2 separate regions of the Homo sapiens genome follow, and region 1 is linked to region 2. A link is an interaction called in ENCODE POLR2A ChIA-PET data of the cell type or tissue named here. Cell type or tissue: CD4-positive, alpha-beta T cell. All regions are shown on one strand. Region 1 overlaps LINC02391 (long intergenic non-protein coding RNA 2391). Region 2 overlaps LINC02391 (long intergenic non-protein coding RNA 2391).

Evidence for each region. ChIA-PET counts read pairs that join two places held together with the same protein. Peaks named below come from ENCODE experiments on the same cell type or tissue, not always from the same donor. Only the 100,000 strongest peaks of a DNase experiment are listed, where the experiment ranks them.
Region 1: POLR2A ChIA-PET joins it to region 2 with 5 read pairs; 4 of 35 experiments call an interaction of 5 or more read pairs at or near these places.

The regions. Positions count from the first base shown.
Region 1 is chr12:92,358,527-92,362,526 of GRCh38, reverse strand. The region is part of intron 1 of LINC02391 (long intergenic non-protein coding RNA 2391); the gene reads left to right. The region is part of intron 1 of LOC105369902 (a long non-coding RNA gene); the gene reads right to left. Among named protein-coding and RNA genes, the nearest start is that of LINC02391, 3.3 kb to the left of the region's middle. In CD4-positive, alpha-beta T cell, no CTCF peak of the experiment used is centred here; a DNase peak (open chromatin) is centred at 1,826; H3K27ac peaks cover 1,826 bases.
Region 2 is chr12:92,295,722-92,299,721 of GRCh38, reverse strand. All of the region lies in intron 2 of LINC02391 (long intergenic non-protein coding RNA 2391), which reads left to right. Among named protein-coding and RNA genes, the nearest start is that of LINC02391, 66 kb to the left of the region's middle. RefSeq lists enhancers at 1,571-1,620, 1,651-1,740. In CD4-positive, alpha-beta T cell, no CTCF peak of the experiment used is centred here; a DNase peak (open chromatin) is centred at 1,601; H3K27ac peaks cover 1,573 bases.

The DNA of each region.
Region 1 (4,000 bases), 63 kb before region 2:
CACATAGTATGTACTCAATAACGCTACATACTTTTATTATGAACCATCCTTTTCACAACCTTAGGAAGTATATACTCCTCTCCCTACATGCAAAACAAAACAAAACAAAAGAGAAATTTAGAGACTTTAAGATCTGGCTCAATGTCACAGAACTCGTATGTGGGAGATTCAGGTTTCAGACTCAATTCTTGGGATACAGTCCATGCTGTTAAACATTACACTAGACAGCCTCTACCGAACAATGACTTTTTATTACTTGACTGTTTAAATTCACCTCTCCTCTCCTTCTCAAAATGAGTACCAATTTGTCCTATGCGTAATTTATTCTCGAGCCTTAACGCTTGTTTTCTGCCCTTGTTTGATTCCTTTTCTCAGTTTGCAATTTCACTGTTAGGTTTCTGCATTGTACTCACAACATTTTTGAGTACTGCCTGTTATAAACTAGTCATTTTGCTTCCACATATTCATTCCTAAAGAGAAGACCATTTCTTAAGAAAAAATAGAATAAAGGAGGAACAGATTCTCAGATGTAATCATCATGGTGTGCAATGAATATCTGAGCACTTGCAGGGCCATTGCACTTTCAAATATTCCTTTTCTTGTCTGCATAACAAGGACTCAGCCACACTCTCCTAAAGACAGCTGGCTATAGTAGTCTGGGTGAAAAGCCTGACCATTAGATCTGTGCTTCATAATTCGACAGTGAGAGAACAAAAATGGTATATTTCAAGTTTCAGATATATGTGTGTGCATATGCATATAAATTACATATATTCATATATTTATGTGTGTATATATACACTCATATAATCATGTTGGAGTTTTAGAGATTTAGTTAAGCTCTTGTAGGCTGGACCCACAAACCACAACCATAAACTGAAAAAGAATTCAGCTACCTAACAAACTACTGAATTGAAATAACTGAAATTGAATAATTTTTCTGGGATTATTTAGGTATAGATAATTTGGAAAGTCAATTGTTGAAAGTCAATTACTGCCATATGCTTCTGATATCAAACAGGTTCATTTTAGACCTATAGATCAAATAGGTCCTTCACAACTATGGCAGGAATGGTTTATAATATCCAGCAACGATGAATCTAATGTATATGTGTAAATTTTTGTCAACTGATATGCTGTTTTGTTTGAGTTTCCACTTAGCCACACTGCTGTGGTTTCTTGGGGGTAAGAGCTGTAATACACTCAGACTCCTTATACCCTCTCCAGGGGTATGGTACTTGGCATATGGTTTTTACTCAGTAAATGAAGAAGAATAATGAACTGAAATGCTTTCTCCCTGTTTCCTAAGATGCTACTTAACCAGTGAAAAAGTTACAAGTTACAAAAGTCTTTTTTAAAGCCTTTTCAACTAGATAAAAAACACTTACTACACCTTTTTATGTATAGGCCACTAGCATGTAAATGAAACTGGCACAACAAGGTAAATGTGTATAAAATAAATCACAGAAAAGAGAGTTCTGATGAGATATTTCAGTAATGCAGTAGATAGCAAATGATGATTTTGGAGTATTTTTTGATTTCCCCAATTTAATACTTGATGTTATCAAGTATGTTCACAATGATTATTGTGTCCAAGACGCACCTTAGAAGAATGTAAAGAAGTGTTAGACAAAATATGGGTAACCCATCCCTGCCTTCAGGGAGCTTCTAGACTGATTGCACATAGGTCTGTATTTACATAATTATCAAGTTACAGATCTTGTTTCTTGTCTGTGAAACTCTAACCATATTCTAGAATCAGACATAGCATCACTTCCTGTATTAGTCTTCACAAACAGAACTCTTACTGTCTGTACTGTGCTCTTTACTTTTTAACGTTAGTTCTTCTAGGTTGCATCAAGAATTCAGGAAAACCACATAGGAGGAGGCCCAACATTTTCTGGGTGTTTAATGTGTGAACCTACTTGATAACATCAATTTTTAAACAGCTCCCCATTGATACAGACTCTGAGCTACTTACCCTTTCTCTAGCTGCTCTGCAGGACTCCATATTTTATGCATGGGGACAGTGATCACAAAGTTAGAAGGTACCAGGAATGGCATGCCCATTTACAGATGTACGATAGCCTTTCAGCAATCACAGGTATATCACAGTGATAATTTCTGGAGGATAAACTGGGGAAATTGAAAATTCTACATTGGGGCTCTAAAATACTCCAAAATCATCATTTGCTATCTACTGCATCACTGAAATAGCTCATCAGAGAAATCTATCTCTTCTGTGATGTATTTTATACACATTTACCTTGTTGTGCCAGTTTCATTTACATGCTAGTGACCTATACATGAAAAGGTATAGTGCCTGTACATAATAAATTTTTATGACTGGCTAAATTATTTGAAGACCACAGATATGCTGCATCCACTCCTAACCCTTATGAAGGAACAACTGTTAGGTTCTGAAACTATATACACTATTTGCTTTAAGAGACTACAGTATAGGAAGTCCTGAAATGTACCACAGAGTATGAATAGGTTGTGAATTATATATTATGCTGAAGCTTAATGGGTACTGTAGCCGAGGGCAAGATATCTCATAACTAATTATATTCATTTTGCATTTAGCAGTACATTCGAAGTACAGATATTAAAAATGTGTAAGTTGAACTTCTGTTAAAATTACTCTCCCTAAGGAAAATAATTCTCTTTTCTTGCTATACTTTAGGCTACACTTACAGGCTGCCAAAACACTTCATTTGATTTAAGAAAAAGTCTGTCCAACTGTTGTCAAGGATCATGTAACAATGAGTTGTTTTGCTTTTTGGTTTTTTTTTTAGCCTTGTAACTGTACATTTGTGTTCTGGTGACCCAGCCTCAGGCTGCTTGAGAGAGATAGAATTAAGAGTTGATTTAAATAGTGAATGAAAAGGAGAATATGCATTCATACAGAGCTTTGGTGTTTGGAACACTTTCACATACATTATCTCATTTAATTCTCCCAAAGGCTCTACAGATAGAGGTACTATGATTATCCCTGATTTTCAGATGAGATTTTATTTGAAGAGAAGGAGTAATGGAGGTTAGGATTCAAACATAGGTGTTCTGACTCCAAATCCTGGTCTTTTCTAGGATTTCCAAAATCCTGAAAAAAGGAACGTATTTCTAAAATTCAGTACGTGCCGGGATAAATCTTTGTCAGACTACATTTGCTATCTGATTGTTGATGCCATAATGCCACTGTAGGTTAGTTTTCTCTTAATGTGTCATGTGTATAAACCAGAATTCTAAGTCTGAGGTTCTCTAAAGGATCTTCTCATGTTTCAGATGTCAATAGGAACTATTCGAATCTAAGGAATCAGGGAAACAGTATGGCATTTATTAGTAGCCTCAGAGTCTTCTTTCTAAGGCTAGAAGTAAGAAGTATCTTTAGTTCTGGACTTGATCTGCAATTTTTCTTGCAATGGGTCAACAGGGACAACCAGTTGTTGTGGACAAAGCAATGGAATTGCGACTTTAGTGAAGCTTGAAATACTTTTTCAATAGGAAGTGACTTAAGTTCACATAAGCCAATATTCAAATGGTGTCTAAAGTGTGCAGGACACTGTGGAGATGTTAAATGGAAGTGGGGAGGGACATACATCTTCTTTTGCCCAGAACAATCCTGATTTATGCCAGTTGCCCTAGTGCCCTGTCTGCTTAGAGCCACTGACCTCTTCATTCTCAAAAATTACATGGTCAGCCTAGAAAGACTCTGTCAAGTCTCAAGGAGATTGTATTATAATGTGATGGGGTCCAGTAGAAGAGGGATATAAGAAAAGCATGCCTATACATATAAAATAGGGCAGGCATTTCCAAGTGTTATATTTTAAAATGACATAAAGCAGGCTAGGCGCAGTGACTCACATCTGTAATCCCAGCACTTTGAGAGACTGAGGTGGGCAGATCTCTTGAGGTCCAGAAATCACGACCAGCCTGGGAAACATGGCAAAACCCTGTCTCTACCAAAAACACAAAAATGAGCCAGGTGTGGTGGCGCATA
Region 2 (4,000 bases):
TTAGGTTGGTGCAAAAGCAGTTGCGGTTTTTGCCACTACCTTTAATATTTTTAGTAGAGACAGAGTTTCTGCATGTTGCCCAGGTTAGTCACCAACTCCTGGGCTCAAGTGATCTACCCACTATGGCCTCCCAAAGTGCTAAGATTACAGGCATGAGCCACTATGCCCAGCCACTGTTTTTGTAAATAAAGTTTTATTGAAACATAGCCATGCTCATTTGTGCATATATTGTCTATGACTGCTTTTGTCTACAACAGCAGAGTTGAGTAGGTATGACAGAGACTACATGAGCTAGAGGCCCAAAATATTTACTATTTGGCTCTCTCTTTGCAGAAAAAAAATTGTCAGTCCTCGGGCCAGAGGGTAGAATGCATGGCAAGGATAGGGAGAAGATTAAAGGGGAGATGAGGGCAAGCTGGAAGGGATTTATGTGAGTTTAGATTTCATATGTAGGTCTAGAGAGAATGAGGCAATGGGTGCTTTTAGGCAAGGAAGTTCCTGAAAGGTACGATCTACGTCTAATATAATTTGTGCATAAAAACTGCTATGATATTTAAGCCAGTCCTTCTAGTGGCAGCTTTTGCAAGAATTCAAGCCTTAATGTCACTGCCATGTCTGGGATTAGCTCTTGAAATGGGAACCAAAAGATAGTGAAAATCCACTTACTTCCCGCCTCCCCCAAGCTAGACGTTGGTTTGGAAATGATCTATCTCCTGTGGTGAGTCTAGTGCAGATTGATCCAATAGTGTCCATTATAGCCTCTAAATATCTGGCCTGGGCTGACCTCAAGAATCCCAGAAACATGGATTGGTTCCAAGGTCACCCAGAAACTCGTTGGTCTTGCTTTAAGAAACTACAGAAATTTGAAAAAACTCTGGAATCATTTCTATATAGGATGACAAACAAAACTCAAGTGTTAGTGGTATGACATTATAGCCTCTAAATATCTGGCCCGGGCTGATCTCAAGAGTCCCAGAAACATAGATTGGTTCTAAGGTCACCCAGACACTTGTTGGTCTTGCTTTAAGAAGCTCCAGAAATTTGAAAAAACTCTGGAATCATTTCTATATAGGATGACAAACAAAACTCAAGTGTTAGCGGTGTGACAACTCATCAGATCTTTTCCGAGTTCTCTAAACCATGTGGATCAGTTTAGACTTTGCCACTGGGTGAGGTCAAAAGATTGCTGATCCATCTTGCTTTCACTGAGATTGGATTTCACAATAAAGCAGCCTTTCCCCTGGTGTCTTTGGCTCTCAGGATTTTGATTCCGTCCAGACCCTAAGTAAAGGGCAGGAGAAAATTTTGAAAGAAAAAGAAAGAGAGCGGGAACAAATGTGTTCTGAATTTCACATAACAAAGTGGAGCTCTGGGTTGTGGTTGAGCTTGGGAGCAGATGCCCTCATCCCTCTTCCCTCTGAGAATGCAGTGGGGAAATATCTGGGCTGCTCCAGTGAAGCTGTGGCATTTGGGTTTAATCTGATAGACCTGAATGTGCCTACTCTGAATCCAGACGAGGTTTTGGCCTGATGTTTTTGCCCAAACCTCAAGTGAGTATAAGCAAAGGAAGCCAAGTTCCCCACTTGTATCTACTGACTCATTCTACTAGAAGTCCGTTGCCCTTGTAACAGTTCGTGTTGTTTATTGGCTTCTGCCTTAAAAAATTTAAAATATAGTTGAACTGAAAGTTGATAGGTTATCATTTGAAGGAGGAAGTGGAAAGTTCCAAAACAGACAACAAAAGAAGCAAAACTTTGATTTTCACTGTGGCTGTTAGGACCCGCCCTTCCTCCTGAATTTTCAGCAGATGAGAGGGATTTTTTGTTTGTTTGTTCAATTTAATGCTTCAATTTTCAGGAAGGAGCCAGATGAAGCTTCTTAGGCATTATCTGCCTGGGACGTGATGAATTAATTGCAGGCCTCATTTTGTAGCAGTCGGTATCAATGGATGGGGTGCTAGTTCAGCCCTTTTGAAAGTATGTAGCAGACGGAGGTGGCTCCAATAATTACATTAAGACCGTGGATACACACTTGCCTTAGGGATTTGGAGTTGCGCTTAATCAAATCTGGATTTGACATTTCACAGCCCACATCAAGGATTTCTACAAAGGAACAGCAGAGCATTGCCAGCTCCTGCTCTTACTTAGCATCTCCTCCTGAGTAACTGAACAGTCCTTGTGCTAATCTTATTGATGCTTTGGCTGCATTTCTGCCCTGCTGCACAGCACTCAGCTTCTGTAGACCATCTTTTCTTTCATCTTTTTCTCAGTGAAAAAGTGTTTATTAAGTGTCCATCATGTGCCAGGGCCCTGGGTTAGGATCTGGGGTAGGGTAGATAGGGTGGTGAAAAAGGCTGGATTCTGAGCTCCTGCATTCGTAAAAGGTTACACCTAAGGCCAGAAGCAGTGGCTCATGCCTGTAATCCCAGCCCAGGCAGGTGGATCTCTTGAGCCAAGGAGTTCGAGACCAGCCTGGGCAACATGGCAAAACCCTATCTCTACAAAAAATACAAAAATTAGCTGGGCATGGTGATATGTACCTGTAGTCCCAGCTACTCGGGAGGCTGTGGGGAGATCACTTTAGCTGTGATTATGCCACTGCACTCCAGCCTGGGTAACAGAATGAGACCCTGTCTCAATTTTTTTGTTTGTTTGTTTGAAAAGGTTACACATAGCAGGAGTTACAGAAGGCTAACCCGTGGCTCAAAAGCAATGAACTGTTTTTCAGTTCATTACCTACCACGTGCCAGATAGAGGTAATACAAGGAAGAGTAATAGATGATGCCTGCCCTTGAGGAGTTTAAAGTTCAATGGGGTGGTTTCCAAACTTTAGTAACCCCAGAGGTCCCAGGGATGCCTATTTAAAATGAGGACAAGGAACACGGGAGGCGGAGGTTGCAGTGAGCCAAGATCGCACCATTGCACTCCAGCCTGGATGACAACAGCCAAACTCCGTCTCAAAAATAAATAAATAAATAAATAAATAAATAGTAAAAATAAAATGAGGATGAAGACTTTGCATTTTTATAGGCAGGTATTTCTGAAGTAATTGTTCTTTGGATCATATTTTGAGAAATACTGATAAAAGTATAAGTAATATAAACAAACAGTTGCTTAAATAGCCCCTGTCACAGTAAAGGCGCAAAGGTAGAAGAGCTCAGTTCTCCTTGGGAGGCCATAGAAGGCTTCCAAGATGAAGATCTAGATCAGATCTTGTAGAATGATATACAGTTTAATAGGTAGACAATACCACAGGTAAAGCAGTCAAGGGAGAGAAAGAATTCCAGGCAGAGAAGAGAGCAGGCACAAGACACCAAGGTGGAGAGAATGCACCTATTTAGGTGCCCTGTGAGTACAGAGCGGAGGTACAGGGGAGTTAGGTGATTAAATTTGCATTTTAGGTAGATCATTCAGATGGCAATGGGGTATTTGGTAGGAGACAAACAGGATAGGGGGCAGGGAAAATTTAGGAGTTTCTCGATTAGTGTTGTTAATTGTAAAAATAATAGGTTTGTTGTCAGGATAAATATGCAAAATATTCATTGGTTGTAGGGACATCTATGTATTGAGCTTCTACTGTGAGTTCAGTATTCAGCTGGGGAGAACCACATGTGAATAGATAATTAGAAAGTGATCATGACAATGATAGACATCCACACAGGGTATTTGTGTGGAAACCCAGCCCCAGGAAGAGCTGGAATCACAGAGGAGCCAGGTTGCCAGCACCTTCACTTGGGAGTTCCACCACTGGCATTTCATCGGCACTGTTTCTGCACCTGCTTCTCACCTTTCTCCTCATTCACTGGCTTCCTCTGTCTTCTGTATCTCCCTCATACTTTCTTCCAACTCAAAATTTTTACTCCCTTAGAACTTCACTTTCCCATCATTCCTCAGGGCCATGATTCTGTCTCACAGCATTCTTCTGCTTTAACTCCCACTCTATTGCCTCATCCTCTCAGTATTTACTGTTTGAAATTCCAAGAGAAAGAGTCCAATGGGCC